Regions from separate parts of the Homo sapiens genome. Here all the other regions are linked to region 2. A link is a loop called in an ENCODE intact Hi-C map of the cell type or tissue named here. Cell type or tissue: Caco-2. All regions are shown on one strand.

Evidence for each region. Hi-C counts contacts between places; a loop is a spot of excess contacts. Peaks named below come from ENCODE experiments on the same cell type or tissue, not always from the same donor. Only the 100,000 strongest peaks of a DNase experiment are listed, where the experiment ranks them.
Region 1: it touches region 2 in a loop (6-fold over the local background); 3 of 110 quality-filtered maps call a loop at or near these places.
Region 3: it touches region 2 in a loop (9-fold over the local background); 2 of 110 quality-filtered maps call a loop at or near these places.
Region 4: a loop joins it to region 2, with 8 times the contacts of the local background. A loop is called at or near these places in 3 of 110 quality-filtered maps.

What each region holds. Positions count from the first base shown.
Region 1 is chr5:80,202,616-80,207,615 of GRCh38, reverse strand. SERINC5 (serine incorporator 5) reads left to right here. Exons shown (of 12, transcript NM_001174072.3): 2 at 4,563-4,730. Among named protein-coding and RNA genes, the nearest start is that of SERINC5, 51 kb to the left of the region's middle. In Caco-2, CTCF peaks have their summits at 2,184 and 2,403; a DNase peak (open chromatin) is centred at 2,555.
Region 2 is chr5:80,109,213-80,114,212 of GRCh38, reverse strand. It overlaps a transcript of SERINC5 not described here. Among named protein-coding and RNA genes, the nearest start is that of THBS4-AS1, 28 kb to the right of the region's middle. In Caco-2, no CTCF peak of the experiment used is centred here; DNase peaks (open chromatin) are centred at 2,662 and 4,189.
Region 3 is chr5:80,163,077-80,168,076 of GRCh38, reverse strand. It overlaps SERINC5 (serine incorporator 5), which reads left to right. Exons shown (of 12, transcript NM_001174072.3): 7 at 1,599-1,694. Among named protein-coding and RNA genes, the nearest start is that of THBS4-AS1, 82 kb to the right of the region's middle. In Caco-2, no CTCF peak of the experiment used is centred here; a DNase peak (open chromatin) is centred at 2,406.
Region 4 is chr5:80,181,726-80,186,725 of GRCh38, reverse strand. The region is part of intron 2 of SERINC5 (serine incorporator 5); the gene reads left to right. Among named protein-coding and RNA genes, the nearest start is that of SERINC5, 72 kb to the left of the region's middle. RefSeq lists enhancers at 307-1,128, 2,773-3,593 and silencers at 2,105-2,399, 2,665-2,959. In Caco-2, no CTCF peak of the experiment used is centred here; DNase peaks (open chromatin) are centred at 1,895, 2,265, 3,305 and 4,895.

The DNA.
Region 1 (5,000 bases), 93 kb before region 2:
ATCAGATCCATACAATGGCATATGACTTTAATGACAGAATAGGGTTAAACCAATAGGGCTTTCTTTTTACATTTTCCACAATCATGTCCCTTCTGTTGCTATTTGTCTGCCTTTAGATGATCAGTTCCAATTAGGCTCACAGTGATGTTTGTATCTGTTTATTTTTCCCTCTGTGGAGATAATAGTAAGTTTAAATGTTGATTCAGCTGTGGGAATGTTTTATTGTGGGAGGCATTAACTGTTTCCAAAATACTTATTTTCCCAAATAGAATAAGTATTTTGTTGATCACATTTGAACTTGAAATACAGTGAGAGGTTGCTGGGCACCATGGCTTACACCTGTAATCCCAGCACTTTATGGGAGGCCGAGACGGCGGATTACAAGGTCAGGAGATTGAGACCATCCTGGCTAACACAGTGAAACCCCATTTCTACTAAAAATACAAAAAATTAGCCAGGCGTGGTGGCGGGCGCCTGTAGTCCCAGCTACTCGGGAGGCTGAGGCAGGAGAATGGTGTGAACCCAGGAGGCGGAGCTTGCAGTGAGCCAAGATCGTGCCACTGCACTCCAGCCTGGGCGACTGAGTGAGACTCCGTCTAAAAAATATATATATATATATAGTGAGAAGTTATCTAAGACCACAGGGTAACAGAGAGTTAGCAACCAGCCAGGCATGGTATCATGGTGTCCTGTGCTTGTAGTCCCAGCTAAGGCTGAGGCAGGAGCATTACTTGAGCCCAGGAGTTTGAGGCCAGTCTGTGTAACACAATGAAACTCTGTCTCTTAAAAAAAAAAAAAAAAAAAGCAATCAGTGAAGGAGGCAGTTAGGAAAGGGTTCAGGAGGCAGGACCCAGAGAAAAGCCAGCTAAAGCAGTGGGGAGGGGACAGTTGTATGTGTATGTGTTTAAAATTGGGGCATGTGAGTGGAAAGAGGTCAGTAAAATCAGAGATTGAGAACATCAGTGAAGGAATTGTAAAGGAAAGTGGCCCATAAAACACCCACACATGCAGTAATGTTAGGATACCACTTGTGTATTCTCTTATCTCAGCCCGAGTAGAATGTCTTCTTTTACAAAGCAGTGGCTTAGTTTTGTGAGTCAAGAAGAATCTGGAGGAAGCTGGCTTGGAAAATCGGACGTAAGATGGAGAGAGTTGGTTAGGAAAAATTTGTAGTGATGAAACAGTAGAGAATGACACAGGGCTCAAACAATGACAGTCTCATGAAGTAGATGAGATAACTAGGGAAATGACTGTGATTCCAAGATCTGTCATACCATTATGGTATGTTGTCTTACCCATATACCTGTGATCGTAGCTCATTGTAAGTGATGTTTATGGTGTAGCATTCTAATTGATGCTTGTTTTGAAGCCTTGCAGAGTCTCAAACTTCCTTCCAAATCATTATCAAAAGATTGAATTGTTGGGCTTTAGGTTTATATAGAGTATAGTGTTAATACATACAGATTTTATTGTAATCTGCAGTTTATGGTAATTTCTTGTAGCATTGCCCTGTTGGCTTAACAGGGACTCCTTTCTGGTGCCAGTTGTGTCTGATTAGGTTATCCAAGACACCATGTAGTACTTCTGCCACCCCCACTTTATAAACGAGAAGTCTTGAGGTTTTTTTTTTTTTTTTTTTTGTGCACCACCACACCCGGCTAATATTTTGTTTTTTGTTTTGTTTTGTTTTGTTTTGTTTTGTATTTAGTAGAGACGAGGTTTCACCATGTTGGCCAGGATGGTCATGGTCTTGATCTCCTGACCTCACGATCCGCCTGCCTTGGCCTCCTAAAGTGCTGGGATTACAGGTGTGAGCCACCGTGCCTGGCCAAGTCTTGAGTTTTTAAAGGATAAATAACTTGCTTGTAGTTCACAGCTAGTAGGTGGCAAAGCCAGGCCACAAACCCAGCCAAGCTTTGAGCCTGAGCTTTTAATCACCATCCTCTATTACCTTATGGTTTATTAAAGATCCCAAAGAAAAGATGTGTATGCTGTTAGTGGTATAGCAGGAGCTCTGTGCTCCTCTGGGCCCACGTCCTACTCATTAACCCAAAAAGCTTACCATTTGGGACATGAAACTCTGGTAGAAATGCAGTGTAAAAGGCACCCATTTCTTTTGAGCTTCAAGTTACATACTCTCATTATTTCCTACAAGGGTGTATGGCTGCAGGCCTTTCCCATCCCAGCACCCTGGGTGCTTGTACATTCATCCTTAGGCTCATGGATTTTGACAGGTTCCTTTTGAAACCGTCTAGGGTTGATGGTCATGTTGTCCGAGGTGTTATCCAAGTCCGTTGTCTCACGACCAAGAAAAGTAAGGATTAATATGAACACAAGGGTGAAGTTGGAGTGAACGAAGAAAGCTCTGTGCAATGGAAAGGAGGACCTGAGTGAGTCGCTGTTTTTACAGTTGAGTCTGAAAGCTTTTATGAGAAACTCCCCTCATCTCTGTAGCTGTTTGCCTAAGTTCCCTTATCTGTGCAGCTGTCTGTGTAACTCTCCTTATCAGTGCAGACACGGGCATGTGTTGGGTAAACACAAAGTGCAGCTCCTCATTTGTGTAACTGTGTTTTAGGTAAGCCTCCCCCAGCACCTCCCCACTCCCTGTGCAAGTTCCCACGGAGCCCACCGTGTATGTGCCTGAGAAGGAGAGGAAACTTTTCCCTGGGAGCCTGCTAATCACACAAAGAACAAAAGGCTTCTATGCTGGGCCCTGCTTTCTTATCAGTGCAGCTGCAGTTTTGTTTTTCCCCAGGCAACTCTTATTTGTATGTGTAGCTGTGATTTTTCAGTCTGTTTCTCTGAGGACTAGCCTTAACTGTCTGCCTAACTGATTTTTCCTTTTCTTCTCCCTCACTTTCTTGGGCCCAACTTTTTGTTTTTCATGTTCTTCCCACTTTGTTTACTAGTTCTTGGCTTCTTCTCTTGCTCTTAGCTGATTGTAGAAATCTTTTTGTCTGAGAGTCACGATTATAATACTTCAGATGAACTGTGCCTTTTCTGTGTAATAATTGGGCATCTCCCAAACCATTGATGGTTGTCATTAAAGATAGCACCAGAACAATTCCGATGAAAGCTTTGTTCACACACCGAACTGTTCCTGCATGTCCTATGGTCAAGGTACCTGGGAAGAATGTTCATCTTGTAGCTTGGAAGGTCGACCTACAGAAGACCTGGGTGAATACGTTGGTAAAGTGGTGTGACTCAGTACAGGACACCAACTGGGCATCCCACAATTTAATTCAATTCTGACACTAACTACCTAGAGTTCGCACAGACCTCACAGGTTAAGGGCTGGGTTCCACAAGACTTTTCTCATTTCAGATGCCAATTGCAAATCTAGGCCTTCCATACTTCTGACTGACCAGCTATGAATCAGGGGTTCCCAGCATCCCCTCTTTAGGTTCAATAATGGGCTAGAATGGATCACAGAACTCACCAAAACTCTTTACTGGCGATTACCAGTTTATTATAAAGGAGACAAATGAACAGCCAGATGAAGAGGTACACAGGGCACTGTCCGGAAGGGTCCCGAGCGCCAGAGCATCGTTCCCTTGGAGTTTGGGTGCACCACCCTCCAGGCACATGGATGCGTTCACCAAACTGGAAGCTCTGAATCCCATTGATTAGGGTTTTTATGGAGGCACTATTATGTACATGCGGCTGATTAAATCATGGGCTATTGGTAATTAGCTCAGTCTTCAGTCCCTGCCCAGGTGTGTGCTCCTGAAAGTTCCGACCCTCTAAACCACATGGTTGGTTCCACTGATAGCCAGCCTTCCATCCTGAAGCTATCTAGGGACCCAGGAAGAGTTGCCTCATTAGTACAAGCTCTGGTATGACTGAAAAGAGCATTAGTAACGAAATACTCTCCTGTTAACCTCTGTCACTCAGGAAATTCCAGAAGTTTTAGAAGCCCTTGCACCAGACCAAATTTTTGTATATATATATGTAGAGTAATGGCAAAAACCACAATTACTTTTGCACCAACCTAATATGATTGTTTTCTTTTTTCCTGGTCATGTTTTTCATGGAGATAGCCTCCCAAGTAGCTGGGACTACAGGTTTGTGCCACCATGCCTGGCTAATTAAAGAAAAAATTTTTTGTAAGAGATGGGGTCTTGCTGTGTTGCCCAGGCTGATCTCAAACTCCTGGGTTCAAGCAATCTTCTTACCTTGATCTCCCACAGCTCTGGGATTAAAGGTGTGAATCACTGCACTGGGCCTTATTAAAAATATATATATGTGTGTGTGTGTGTATATGTGCATGTGTGTATGTATATATGTATATATAAAATATACATTAGATATAGACTGTCTCAATATATATAAATATATATACACATATATATATATATGTGTATATATATTTATTTAGAGACAGGTTCTTGCTGTGTTGACCAGGCTAAACTTGAACTCTGGTCTCAAGCGATCCTAGTCTCAAGTGATCCTCCAGCCCCCCGAGTAGCAGGGACTCCAGATGTGTACCACAGTGCCTGGCCATGTTTCTTATTCTATCACAGTATCATGCTCTAAGCAGATGCCTTCTGTTCCTTTTCTAGCTGGCCTGCTGCTGTGGGTCTGCAGGCTGCTCTCTCTGCTGTGATTGCTGCCCCAGGATTCGGCAGTCCCTCAGCACCCGCTTCATGTACGCCCTCTACTTCATTCTGGTCGTCGTCCTCTGCTGCATCATGATGTCAACAACCGTGGCTCACAAGATGAAAGAGCACGTAAGTTTGTCCGTGTTCAGCTCGTCCTATTTCCGATGTTTGATGAGGGTGTGTGGGAAAAACATGATTTAGAAGATGGGGTCCATGTACCCCCATGTGTTTTGGGGTATACCTGGTTTCCTTGAACCTTCCTGAAGCCTGCTCTATGCTTTCCAGGATCCAATGCCTTCTGGCTAAACAGGAAAACCAATCAACAGCTTGATCTTTAGTAGTAGTGTAGATTCTATCTGATGCTTTTGGTGGAGAATTCTTGTTTTAATTTTTAAATTT
Region 2 (5,000 bases):
CTTTATAAATTACCCAGTCTCAGGTAGTCTTTATAGCAGTATGAAAACAGACTAATACAGACGGCCAACATTTTGGTTAGGTGAAGACGTTTAGCTTTCAGTTGTTTGTTTGGGCCCACTCCTTGTAACTTAGCATGGAGACGGTGCTGAAGAAATGGGGCTAGGGCAGGTCATTGTTAATTGAGGGAAGGATCCTGGGAACATCGGGTTATCTTGAGGACACCCAGAGATGGGAGTGTGAATGGAAGTACCCAGAGTCTGGCAGCAAAGGCACCAGGCCTGGGGAGCCTCGCCCACAGGCATGGGTGGGGGGGCACACAGCATGGCAGAGGTTATGGGTGGGTGCCATCAGGTGGTGATGCATGATATAGTTTGGCTGTGTCCCCACCCAAATCTCAACTTGAATTGTATCTCCCAGAATTCCCACATGTTGTGGGAGGGGGCCAGGGTGAGGTAATTGAATCATGGGGGCCGGTCTTTCTCGTGCTATTCTTGTGATAGTGAATAAGTCTCATGAGAGCTGATGGGTTTATCAGGGTTTTCTGCTTTTGCTTCTCCCTCTTTTTCTCTTGCTGCTGCCATGTAAGAAGTGCCTTTCACCTCCTGCCATGATTCTGAGGCCTCCCCAGCCATGTGGAACTGTAAGTCCAATTAAACCTCTTTTTCTTCCCAGTCTCTGGTATGTCTTTATCAGCAGCATGAAAACAAACTAATACAATGCATATCCCCTCGTTCCCCATCCTTGCTCTCCTGAAAATGAGAGCACTGAGGATGTGTCCAGACCCGTCACAGAAGAAACATGAATGGCTATGCCACTCAGAAAAAAATGTTCAGCCACACGAGAGTCAAGCAGAATGCAGACTAGAAATGATACTAGTTTTACCTACCAAATTGGGAAAAAATAAAAGAAGATAATGGACAATGCTGATCATTTCTTGAAACAGGCACTATGGCTAGAGGGGATGAATTTGTTGAAGCTTTCTGGAAACAATTCAACAACATCTATCAGGAACTTTAAGAATATTTAACCTTTTGTTCCAATATCCCAATCCTGGAAACCTATTCTAAGGAAAAAAAGAGATTATAGGGTTAGAGATTTCAATAAAAACATGGCCAGAATAAAATTATTTATATTGGAAAAAGAATTAAACAACTTCAATGGCCCCAAATAGGGCAAGCATTAAGTAAACAATAAAAATATCCATAGGGGAGACTATTATGCAGCTATTAAAAAAATCATACTATTTTTGAGACACGGTCTCACTTTATTGTCCAGGCTGGAGTGCAGTGGTGCGATCACAGCTCACTGCAGCCTTGAACTCCTGGGCTGAACTGATTCTCCCACCTCAGCCTCTCGAGCACCTGTGACTACAGGTGTGCACCACCATGCCCAGCTAATTAAAACAATTTTTATTTATTTATTTATTTTTTAGAAATGAGGTCTCATTATGTTGCCCAGGCTGGTCTTGAACTCCTGGGTTCAAGTGAACCTCCTACCTCGGCCTCCCAAAGTGCTGGGATTACAGGCGCGGGCTATTGCACCCGGCCTAAACATCACATGAAGGGGTGGTTTGCCCCTCCACACCTGTGGGTATTTCTCGTCAGGTGGGACGAGAGACTGAGAAAAGAAGTAAGACACAGAGACAAAGTATAGAGAAAGAACAGTGGGCCCAGCAGACTGGCGCTCAGCATACGGAGGACCTGCACCAGCACCGGTCTCTGAGTTCCCTCAGTATTTATTGATTACTATTTTCACTATCTCAGCAAGAGGAAGCGGCAGGAGAACAGGGTGATAGTGGGGAGAAGGTCAGCAAGAAAACGTGAGCAAAGGAATGTGTGTCACAAATAAGTTCAAGGGAAGGTACTATGCCTGGATGTGCACGTAGGCCAGATTTATGCTTCTCTCCACCCAAACATCTCAGTGTAGTAAAGAATAACAGAATAAAGAATAATTGCCGCCAGCATATCTCGCCTCCTGCCAGTGTGGTTTTCTACAATCGGGTTTTATACCGAGACATTCCGTTCGGTATGAGACAGAGGCCTTCCTCTTTTACTAATTCTCCTCAGCACAGACCCTTCACGGGTGTCGGGCTGGGGGACGGTCAGGTCTTTCCCATCCCATGAGGACATATCTCAGGCTGTCTCAGTGGGGAGGAACTTTGGACAATACCCGGTTTTCCTGGGCAGAGGTCCCTGCGGCTTTCCGCAGTGCATCGTGCCCCTGGTTAATCGAGAATGGAGAATGGCGATGACTTTTACCAAGCATACTGCCTGTAAACATATTGTTAACAAGGCACATCCTGCACAGCCCTAGATCCCTTAAACCTTAATTCCATACAACACATGTTTCTGTGAGCACAAGGCTGGAGAAAAGTTACAGATTAACAGCATCTCAAGGCAAAACCATTGTTCAGGGTACAGATCAAAATGGAGTTTCTTAAGTCTTCCTTTTCTAAATAGACACACTTGTGATACCCTAACTTGTATTAACCTGATTGACTCTCTCTTAGCTGAGAAACCTGAACGGACTCCATTTGGCTCCTTCATTTGCAAGACATCAAGGGCTCCTTACCCACCCCCTTCCTCAAGGAATTAACTTGTGCAAGCTGACTCCCAGCACATCAAAGAATGCAATTAACTGATAACATGCTGTGGCAAGCTATGTCCGCAGTTCCCAGGAATTTGTCCAGTTGATATTACCCTAAGCCCCTGTGTTTTTGTCTGGTTGATAGCACCCAAAGCCCAGCGTCTATCACCTTGTGATGGATTTAAAGCCCCTGCACCTGGAACTGTTTGCTTTCCTGTAACCATTTGTCTTTTTAACTTCTTTTGCCTGTTTTACTTCTGTAAGACTGCTACAGCTAGGCTCCCCCTCCCCTCTCTAAACCAAAGTATAAAACAAAATCTAGCCCCTTCTTCAGGGCCGAGAGAATTTTGAGCACTAGCCGTCTCTCGGTCGCTGGCTAATAAAGGACTCCTCAATTCGTCTCAGAGTGTGGCGTTTCTGTATAACTCGCTCGGTTACAACACAGTAACAGTCTGATCCCCCCTTTTTTTTCCCCTACATCATACTTTCAAAGAATAACTGACATGGATAAATAGTTTTCCTACAGTGTTAACTTTTTGGTGCTGGGGATCTCCAGTGCCGTATACAGACCACACCTGTGCATGTGAAAGATTGGAAGGATATTTTCCAAAGTGCTGAAACATCATTTCTGAGTTGTAGGATTGCAGGATTACTTCCTTCTTTACATTTTCCAATATTTTCTAAATATTCTAAAGTGAATTGCACAATTTTGATAAGGGGGAAAAGATGTCATTAAAAAATGATTGCACCTGCCTGACTGCAGCCAGTGCTCCCTGCTGCCAGTGGATCCTCTGCCTTTGGCAAGAGGCAGATTTCATGAGCCTGGAGACCCTGCCAGGAAAAAGTGCAAGGAATTAGAACAATTCACCCTGGGGTCTGGCCAGGCCCGGTGGAGAGAGGGATGGGGCAGAGAAGCCCATCTGGGAAGCATTTTTCTCAGGTACATCCCCAAATTGAGCTGTGCCCACCTATGGACTCCAAGGACCCCAAGTTAAAGAGCACTTGCTGGTGCCGGACTGAAGGCCCAGCTAAATGCCACCTTGACTCTGGGGCTGTGTGCCCAGTGCCACCCTGAAGAGTGAGGGGATGTGGCTGGACAGATGCTCGGGTAGACCCAGCTTCTGTCCCCCGCTCTGAGCAGCTCAGAGCAGCCAGTGAAGAGCAACACACTTCGCTTCAAAAACCCACAGAGCAGCTTGACAGGGAGTTCTGGTTTCTGCTCCAATGCATTTGAGACTGAAATTTCCCCCCAATGTATTGTCTAGCACTTTTCCACTCTGCTCAGTAACAGCAGCATTGCCAGGGAGCAGGTTAGACGTGCAGAGGCTCAGCTCCGGTTTACAGAATGAGAATGTGCAGTTCAGCAAATCCCCAGGGTACTCAGGAGCACTGAGTTTGCAGCACTGCTCAGCTCCCCTCACAGGGGGATGGACCTCAGACTGGGCTGGGCTCGGGGGAGCAGGGAGGAGGAGGAGAGCACTGAGGAGCTGCGGAGCGGGGGCCTGTGGGAAGCCCACTCCAATCAGGTGGGATGGAAGCAGAAGTGGCTCCTGAGGGGAAGCAAGAGCAGCTGGACAGAGCACTGAGTGGCCCTCGTTTCTGCCACTTGGGGTGAAAGAGGCGGGGCAATAGCTTATTCCAGGGCAACCTCCTCCAGGAATGTGTGGGGTATGGGGATAGTATCTCCCTGTTCCTCACAGGGTCCCTGGAGCTTGGTAGGAAGCAGAAGGTATTATTTTCATTTTCCAGATGGTTTTATAGGGGCTGGGGGAGGGAGCCTGGGAGGTTGCCAGCCTACTGGGAAAGCTCAGAGCCCTCTCCTCACTCCAATGGTGCCAGCTGGCTCTCGGGCCAGATAGGAAGGCTGTGCCCAGGCACACCATCATTCCAGATCCCAGGAGAGTTGCCAGGAATTGGGCTGCTGGGTTTTCTCATCACAGCTGAGGCCCTTCACTGGGGCATCTGGGAGGTACAGAGAACTTGGGCTACTTTCTTTTCTTTTCTTCTTCTTCTTCTTCTTCTTCTTTTGTAGTCCATTTTATTAATTTTCCTCCAGCTTTATTAAGGTATAATTGACAAAGATGAGCCACTGTCATTTTGAGGGGTGGTGGTTGTTCCCAAGGTATTAAAAATGCAGAAATGCCAGCCAGGCCCAGTGGCTCATGCCTGTAATCCCAGTACTTTGGGAGGCCAAGGCAGGTGGATCACTTGAGGGCAGGAGTTCAAGACCAGCCTGGCCAACATGGTAAAAACCTGTCTCTGCTAAAAATATATATATATATATAAATTAGCCGGGCCTGGTGGTGCACGCCTGTAATCCCCACTACTCAGGAGGCTTAGGCAGGAGAATCGCTTGAACCCCGGAGGCAGAGAGCCAAGATTGTGCCACCGCACTCCAGCCTGGGCGAGCGAG
Region 3 (5,000 bases), 54 kb before region 2:
CCGATTAAAATCTTTGGGTTAAGTCCTACCTTTTGAAATAGGGATAATGTTTTGAAATACTTGGTTTAATACCATTAGGTGCTAAGGAAAATCTTATTCCCTTGCCAAAGAGCAACATTATAACAGGGTCTATTTTATGTCTTTATTGGTAATTACAATTTAATAATGATAATTTTGGAAACAAATTTGACCAAAGGGAAGACTGAGTAAAAACTGCATCCTTTTATGTCGGCAAGTGGTCGAAAATTTCGCAGGAAAGAAAGAGAGATCCCTTATCACATCCTGGTTACTCTGAAGGATCTGAACCCTTAGTTTCCTTGAAATATTATAACTTTCAAAAAATAACAGATGGCTTGTGAAGTTTCAGAGAAAAATGAACACTTATACACTGTTGGTGGGAATGTAAATTAGTTCAACCATAGTGGAAAGCAGGGTGGCAATTCCTCAAAGACCTAAAAACAAAACTATCATTAGGTCCAGCAATCTCATTACTGGGTATATACCCAAAAGAATATAAATGGTTCTCACATAAAGACACAGGCATTCACAATAGCAAAGATATGGAATCACCGACATGCCCGTCAATGGTAGATTGAATAAAGAAAATGTGGTACATATACACTATGGAATCTATGGAATACGGTGTAGCCATAAAAAGGAAAGAGATCATGTCCTTTGCAGGAACGTGGATGGGGCTGGAGGACATTATCCTTAGCAAACTAACACAGGAACAGAAAACCAAATACCACATGTTCTTGCTTAAAAGTGGGAGCTAAATGATGAGAACATGTGGACACATAGAGGGGAACAACACACACTGGGGCCTATCAGAGGGTGGAGGTGGGAGGAAGGAGAGGATCAGGAAAGATAACTAATGGGTACTAGGCTTAATACCTGGGTGACGAAATAATCTATATGACAAACCCCTGTGGCAATTTTCCCCTTACAACAAACCTGCACATACACCCCTAAACCTAAAATAAAAGTTAAAAATAAATGAATAAATAAATAAATAACCTTAAAGCCATTCTCCCAGTGAATGCTGAGCCCCATAGCCTTCCTCTTTAGCCAAGAGCAGTTCTTGTATTCTGTCCCCAAAAGCTTTTTGATCATTGGCAGGTAAGAGCTTTTTGCCCTGTCATAGACTGTAGTATGTGATGACCTTGTAGAATCCAGAATACATCCCCTATGAAATCTGGTTTACCACTTACTCCCCTCCCCAATTAAGCTATGTGGTTTTATCAACAACTATGGTAATTTTTTTTCTGATCTTGTGATTTAAGAACTAATGTTACAAACCTCAGGGAGACTAGTTAGTGTGTTTTAAGTGTAGCCATAGGCTTGATAAAGTATTGGTAGATAACTTGGCAGAACCTGATGTCTTTGAAGTAGCAATGTTCAGTTCAGCGTGTAACTCTCTCCCCCTTAATATCTTTTTAGTTTTATCTGAGAAACATACTACATTTTTTTCTCTTTTCTTTCCTTTAAAGGTGGATGCTCAAGTTTGAGGACTGTCATGGGGACTATCAGGTTTTTTAGGCATGTGCTTTCTTTTTCTTCAAATTAAAACCTGTTGTCTGTCTCTTGTCACTTTTCAGGACAGCCACACTCGGGGCTCTTACAATCAGGGGTCATAAGCTGCTATGTCACCTACCTCACCTTCTCAGCTCTGTCCAGCAAACCTGCAGAAGTAGGTAAGCCAGCCTGTTAGTGGGCTTGTGTTTGCGGTGTGAATATTTTCATTCATGGAGGAATGAGCTATTGTTTAAATATTGGAGAGGCCTTGGAGATAGAGAGCAGAAAGATGGTTACCAGAGGCTGGGAAGGGTTTGGGAGGAGGTTAGGATGATTAATGGGTACAAAATAAATAGGAAGAATGAATAAGACCTAGTATTTGATAGCACAACAGGGTGACTATAGTCAAATTTAATTGTACATTTAAAAATAACTAAAAGAGTATAATTGGATTGCTTGTATAACACAAAAGATCAGTGCATGAGGGGATGGGTACCCCATTTTAGATGACGTGATTGTTACATGTTTCACACCTGTATTAAAACATCTCATGTACCACAGAAATATGTACGCCTACTATGTATCCACAAAAATTAAGTTAAAAAATAAAAATAAACGTTAGAAATGTACCAAATCACAGTAGAGAGATGATCTAGACTTTTTCATGAAAAAGTCTTTAACTTGAGCTATGTAAAGGAAAATTCCCTTTTTCGATTCTTCCTGGTGTGTAGGACAGACAGGAGGAAAGGTTTGGCTGTGGAGTTTGCTTTTAGGCCTAAATAACCTCTTTAGTTGTATTTCTTTTCTTTTCTGACTATAGCAGTGGAATAAAGAGTGGAAAGAATGTGGGGGAGTGGGGAGCAGGGAGCAGGATCTGAGCACAGATCCATGATTTACTGGCTATGTGACCTCAAACCACTCGTCTTAAATGACATTTATTTACAGAGACAACAGAACATAGTGATTAGAGCATGAGCTTTGAAGTCGGACTGCCTGGTTTATAGACTGATCCTGCTACTTAAGTAACTTGCAGAAACTTACTTATCCTCTCTATTACTTATGTGATGTATAAATGTAAATATACACAGACATACATACATATATACATACATACACATAAGCATATATAAATGTATGTTTGAGTATATTTGAGCTTATATAAGTCAAATAAATGTAGTGTCTAAGAGAATTGAAGTTGTTTCCTCTTTTAAATTTGGAAAGCTGGTGCAGTGATAATTTTGAAAGTTTTAGCATATACACATAGTATTTATGGGTTTGTCCTTGTTGCTGTTTATAGTGGAAAGTAATGTAAGTGGAGGTCTTAAGTAACTATTGCCTAACCTGGATTTAAGTTTTTTTTTTAAATACTCTATCTTGACTCTGTAAGTTTACATAAATTTAGTCTCTTTAAGACTTTCTTTTATGACTGTTTATGTATTAATTTCTGGCTTTAACTTACTGGGATTTTTATTTACAATATTTTTTAAATGGCAGGTATCCCTTTAAAACAGAAAAAAAAGGCTGAGCGTGGTGGCACATGCCTGTAATCTAAGCACCTTGGGAGGCTGAGGCAGGAAGATTGCTTGCAGCCAGGAGCTGAGACCAGCCTTGGCAACATAGCATCTCTACAAAAAAAAAAAAAAAAAAAAAACAGAAAAAAAGTTATTTTAAATTTCAAGTGCTCTACATTTTTTTAATTAGCCTAAGAATAAAGATTCTTGAAACCACAGCATACACAGGGAAGTTTATAGCATTAAATGCCTATATGAAAAAAGCAGAAAGATTACAAATTAACAACCTAACATTGCACCTGGAACTAGAAAATCAAGAAGAAATCAAACCCAAAGTTAGCAGAACAAAAGAAATAACAAAGATCAGGGCTGTGTGAGTTGGCTCATGCTTGTAATCCTAGCACTTTGGGAGGTTGAGGCAGGCAGATTGCAGGAGCCCAGGAGTTTGAGACCAGCCTGGGCAACATGGTGAAACCCTGTCCCTACAAAAAAATACAAAAAATTAGCCAGGCATGGTGGCACATGTCTGTAGTCCCAGCTACTCTGGAGGCTGAGGTGGGAGGATCACTGGAGCCCCAGAGGTTGAGGCTGCAGTGAGCTGTGAGCTCTTATTGCACCACTGCACTCTACCCAGGGCAATAGACAGGGACTTTGTCTCAAAAAAATAAAATAAAATAAGGAACTAAATAAAATAAAGACCCCCCTCCCCCCCAAAAAAACCCATGAGAACAATACAGAGGATCAACAAAACAAAAAAAAGGTGGTTTGTTGAAAAGATAAACAAAATTGATAAGCCCCTGGACTAACCAAGAAGAGAGAAGACCAAATCAACAAAATTAGAAATGAAAAAGGAAAAATCACAATAATAACCACAAAAGTACAAAAGATCATTACAGACTATTATGAACTTCCATATACTTACAAACTAGAAAAGCTAGAGGAAATGGATACATTTCTGGAAAGCAAGAAGGAATAGAAATCCTAAACAGGCCAATAATGAGTAGTGATATTGAATCAGTGATTTAAAAAATCTTCCAATAAGAAAAAGCCAGGACCGAATGGAGTCATAGCCAAATCCTACCAAACATATAAGGGAGAACTAATACCAATCCTCCTGAAATTGTGCCAAAAAATGGAGGAGGAGAGAACTCTCCCTGACTCATTATACAAGGCCAGATATATCACCCTGAAAACCAAAACCAGACAAGGACACAACAAAAAAAAATTACAGACCAATACCCCTGATGAACATAGATGGAAAAATCTTCAACAAAATACTAGCAAACACGATGTAATAGTACATCAGAAGATAATATACCATGATCAAGTGGGTATTATACCATGGATGCAAGAATGGTTCAACATATGCAAATTAATAAATATGATACATCATACATTACATATTACATAAACAGAATTAAAGATAAAAACCATATGATCATTTCAATAGATGCAGAAAAAGCATTTGTTAAAATTCAGCATCTTTTCATGGTAAAAAAAAAAACCCTCAATAAAGTAGGAACATAACTTAAAATAATAGAAGGAATACAACTTAAAATAATAAAGGTCATATATGATAAGCCCGCAGCCAGTATCATACTGAGTGGGGAAAAATGGGAAGCATTACTTTTGAGAACTGAACCAAGATAAGGGTGCCTGCCTTCACCATGCCTATTCACCATAGTACTGGAAGTCCTAGCCAGGACACTCAGGCAAGAGGAAGAAATAAAAGGTATCCAAATTGGAAGAGAGGAAGTCAAATTGTCGTGTTTGTTGATGATGTGATTCTATATCTAGAAAACCCAAAAGGCTCCACCAAAACACTGTTAGATTTGAGTAATGAATTCAGTAATATTGCAGTATACAAAGTCAACATACAAAAATTAGTAGTGTTTTGGCTGGGTGCATTGGCTCACATCTGTAATCCCAGCACTTTGGGAGGGCAGGGTGGGTGGATCATTTGAGGTCGGGAGC
Region 4 (5,000 bases), 73 kb before region 2:
GGTCTTCCTGTAGCTTTTTTGTTGTTTATTTGCCTGGGATTGAAGTTGTTTTAGGGACATAGCTAGCATCTCTCCTGTGTAAACAAAATTACGTGAATTTTCTTCTCCCTTGCATCTTGTTGAGTTTATTACTTGTTTTCATGTTTTGGAAATGTTTTTCCTAATTTGTGAGTTCAGAATGCTTTCTTCTGGATGGTGGCTAGGTCTCTGAAGGACAAGTAGTGAGTGCTATTTTTTGGACCTCAGTTCTAATATAAATGTACCAAGGAAAGATTCACCTTACTGACAGGTCGGGCGCGGTGGCTCACGCCTGTAATCCCAACACTTTAGGGGGCCGAGGCGGGTGGATCACCTGAGGTCAGGAGTTCGAGACCAGCCTGGCCAACATAGTGAAACCCCATATCTACTAAAAATACAAAAAGTTAGCCAGGCATGGTGGCAGGCACCTGTAATCCCAGCTACTCGGGAGGCTGAGGCAGGAGAATCACTTGAACCTGGGAGGCAGAGGTTGCAGTGAGCTGAAATCGCACCACTGTACTCCAGCCTGGGCGACAAGAGTGAAACTCTGTCTTTTTTTTTTTTTTTTTTTTTTTTTTTTTCAAAACAAGAAAGTTAATCTTTCAATCCAAAGGTAGTAGATCCTTTGGTAAAGTGAATAGAGCATCTACTAATTCTAAGATGTTCAGTTTCCCACCATGTTTAAATCGGAATGCATTAGTTTGTGGATCATGTAATGTACCTGAGTCTCTTCCCCGAAATTATTTTTATATAATGTCAGGCCTCTGAGCCCAAGCCAAGCTATCGCATCCCCTGTGACTTGCAGGTATATGCCCAGATGGCCTGAAGTAACTGAAGAATCACAAAAGAAGTGAATGTGCCCTGCCCCGCCTTAACTGATGACATTCCACCACAAAAGAAGTGTAAATGGCCGGTCCTTGCCTTAAGTGATGACATTACCTTGTGAAAGTCCTTTTCCTGACTCATCCGGGGTCAAAAAGCTCCCCCACTGAGCACCTTGCGACTCCCATTCCTGCCCACCAGAGAACGAACCCCCTTTGACTGTAATTTTCCTTTACCTGCCCAAATCTTATAAAACGGCCCCACCCTTATCTCCCTTTGCTGACTCTCTTTTCGGACTCAGCCCGCCTGCACCCAGGTGATTAAAAGCTTTTATTGCTCACACAAGCCTGTTTGGTGGTCCCTTCACACGGACGCGCATGAAATATAACATAATAGTGCTTTAGAATTAAAGAAGTTAACTTAATGACTACTATGGGTTAGGAACCGTGGTAAGCACTTCACAGGTGTTATCTGATGTAATTCTCAGGCAACTCCATGAAATGGGTGTCGGTATTGTTTCATTTTACAGATGGCACAACTGAGGCTCAGGGTGTGTATGTGTGTAGCTAGCTCAAGTTAGCAGTGGAGTTAGGAATGGAAGTCTTATGAGCTGTTTATTCTTACTTGATAGTTTGTGGCTTTGAGTTTGGTTGCTTTGAGGGTTGGAGGGAAACGCCTTGTTCTCAGGGGTCTGTATAGAAACAACATACAGCCTGCATGCGGTGGCTCACGCATGTAATCCCTGCACTTTGGGAGGCCGAGGCAGGCAGATCACCTGAGGTTAGGAGTTTGAAACCAGCCTGGCCAACATGACAAAACCCCATCTACTAAAAATACAAAAATTAGCTGGGCATAGTGGTGTATGCCTGTAATCCCAGCTACTTGGGAGGCTGAGACAGGAGAATCGCTTGAACCTGGGAGGCAGAGGTTGCAGTGAACCGAGATTGCGCCACTGCACTCCAGCCTGGGCAACAGAGCAAGACTGCATCAAAAAAAAGAAACAACATACAGTGTGTGAGCCTGGCTTAAGTGCCCTGTCCTTGGGTGCCCAGAGCCAGACTTAAGAGGTAACACCCTTAGCAGGCACATTCCTTTCACCCTGTGGTGTGGAATTTGTATGTGATGTATTTTTTCTTTTTCCAAAAATGGGGTGGACTTTGGAACAGCAAATATTTAATCGGAGCAAATTCCCCTTGCCAGAATCCTGCTAGCTTGTTCACCTTGGAGGTTCTTTGCCCAAAAATACTTACCACATACTGAAAACTAAATGTGCTAAGTCACCCACAGAGTATAAAGGAGGTCTTGATTAGGATTTGGAGCAGGGGGGTTGTTTACCTGTTTTTGATGAATATACAGTGTCAATGTACTCACCCTGTGATGAGCCTTAAAGGGCCCTGGCCGCATTCCAGATTCTGGAGTAAGCAAACAAGGGAGGGGATTTGTTGGGGATGGTGGCTCAGCCTGCTGCTGTTAGCATTCTCCTTGAAATGGATTTTGGAGGAAGAAAAAAGAGGTAGGGAGGCAGAGAAGGTCTAAAGGTGAAAGATGGGCTGGTATAGATGAAAGAGGTGCTAATGTGCATGTGTTATGGGGAAGATGTGGTTCAGGAATTAGAGTTGCTGATGGAGTAGAAGAGAGAAGGTGGGGAAGAAAATAATTTAGGGAATGTTTTAGAGCAATAAATCCTGTGTAAATGAAACAGCCTAATGAATGAAGTGGTATGGCTTCTCCATGAATGTAGCTTTTAGAGATTCAAAGCAATATTACCTCCTCGTTACTGGCACTACTCATACAGGTGTAACTTTTGTTTTGGGTTAGACTCTCTGAAACATTCATTTTTGTGTGTGTCCCCTACCATATTTCAGCACCTGAAAATTTTAACCATGCTGTTTCATCACTCATGTTTAAACACAGCTAAAAATTGAGGTTCCTCCAGAAAGCACCTGTGTGACTGACTTCTCATTACCCGCCTGCGGGTGCTTCCTTTCATGCGCGTCGGTGTGAAGAGACCACCAAACAGGCTTTGTGTGAGCAACATGGCTGTTTATTTCACCTGGGTGCAGGCGGGCTGAGTCCGAAAAGAGAGTCAGCGAAGGGAGATAGGGGTGGGGCCGTTTTATAGGATTTAGGAAGGTAATGGAAAATTACAGTCAAAGGGGGTTGTTCTCTGGTGGGCAGGGGCGGGGGTCACAAGGTGCTCAGTGGGGGAGCTTCTGAGCCAGGAGAAGGAAATTCACAGGGTTAATCACTCAGTTAAGGTGGGGCAGGAACAAATCACAATGGTGGAATGTCATCAGTTAAGGCAGAGCAGGGCCTTTTCACTTCTTTTGTGATTCTTCAGTTACTTCAGGCCATCTGGGCGTATACGTGCAAGTCACAGGGGATACGTGCAAGTCACAGGGGATGAGATGGCTTGGCTTAGGCTCAGAGGCCTGACACTTCCTGTATCCAGCCCCAATTGCTGTTCTAAAGCAATTTCCAGACCAGACTGTTCTCGCTGGGATACCCCTTGGTGATGCCCTAAGGTGTTAAAGAGCAAACTCCTGCTTTGTTCTTCACTTCTGCTGTCTGTCCTCTGCCCTCCACCCTCCCTCCACCCCAAACGGCAATGCCATAAAAAAAGAAGAAAACAAAACAGCTTTGTCTCATTCTTGTGCTTCATTCTTGTCATCTGTGCTCTCCTGCCAATTGTGAGCTCTACCTGCAGAATCTCTGGTTTCTCTGCCTGGGGTTACCTTCTTCACCTGTTCCCAGTGGCCTTCAAACTTGTCCCCTTGCCTCAAGTCTGTACCCTTTCACCACGTCTTCCACTTTGTAGCCAAAGGTGTTCTAGCTTCAGTAGTGCTTTTCCCCTTGCTTACAGGATGGGGGCCTGACTGCTAAGTCTGGCATGCACCTGGCCCTTCCCAGCAAGACCTTGCCTTTGTAGAGAAGGGAAAAATGGCTTCCTTCCACTCTTCTAGGTTCTTTCTCTGGAAGCAAATTAAATTGACATAAGACCAATTACAGGAGAAAAAGCAATTTTAAAAAGGGTCAGATAGGCTGGGCATGGTGGTTCACGCCTGTAATCCCAGAACTTTGGGAGGCTGAAGTGGGCGGATCATTTGAGGCCAGGAGTTCAAGACCAGCCTGGCCAACATGGTGAAACCCCATCTCTACTAAAAATACAAAAATTAGCCAGGCGTGGTGGCAGGCGCCTGTAATCCCAGCTACTCTGGAGGCTGAGGCAGGAGAATCACTTGAACCTGGGAGGCAGAGGTTGCAGTGAGGCGAGATTGCGCCACTGCACTCCAGCCTGGGCAACAGAGGTCTCAATTAAAAAAAAGCGGAGGGGGGGGGGGCGGTCAGATGATAGAAGCTTATGGCATGTTGAGCTACAGAGAGGAATAGGGGCTTGGGGCCTCTGGGAGTTGCTGGCAACACGTAATGGGAGAGTGAGGGGAAGAAATGTATGGTGAATAAACGTCTGATACACTTTACTAATGTAGATTTCCTCTACAGATGTAAATTTTTTGTATAAAACAGCAGCTTTGCAGAGCTACTCCTGTGTCTTCAGCTTCTCAGAATAACGAGCTTGAAATACGCAAAGAAGAATGTTTTAGGGTGGCATATCTTGGTTTTTGTGAGTGACGCCAAGGTCAGAGGTAACCAGGTCCACGAACATTTGTGTCTTTCCATAATGTTGGACTTAACTGATGCTATTTCAGTTACAAAAGCCACCAGCTATGTGGAGTTCCCAGGGAGCCAATTCTTCTTAGTACTTCTCATCCACTCATTAGATCTGCAGGCACACAGGTTCCAGCCTCTGCACCAGCCAGTCAGTATTGCAAACCGTACACAATCGTATACTCTGTCAATATATAAATGTTACTGATTAAACATTGTGCAACAAACAAAATAACATTTAACATTAAGAGAAAGGGAATAGGAAAAGGGTTAATGAAGTAGTCCAGGGAGAGCAATAAAGAAAAAAAGAATTTCCTGGTCTGGGCTGGTTAATCTGGTTGGTTGTGCAAGAAACAGTCTTTGATGTGGGCAGAGCCTTCGGGGCAGATGCCAGGTGCTTGTCACGAGTTAGAACCGTACCTACCCTTTTTATGGCCACAGAGTCCTCCAGTGAGGACTGATAGTTGAAGACTGTGCTTGTTTATCTACTTATC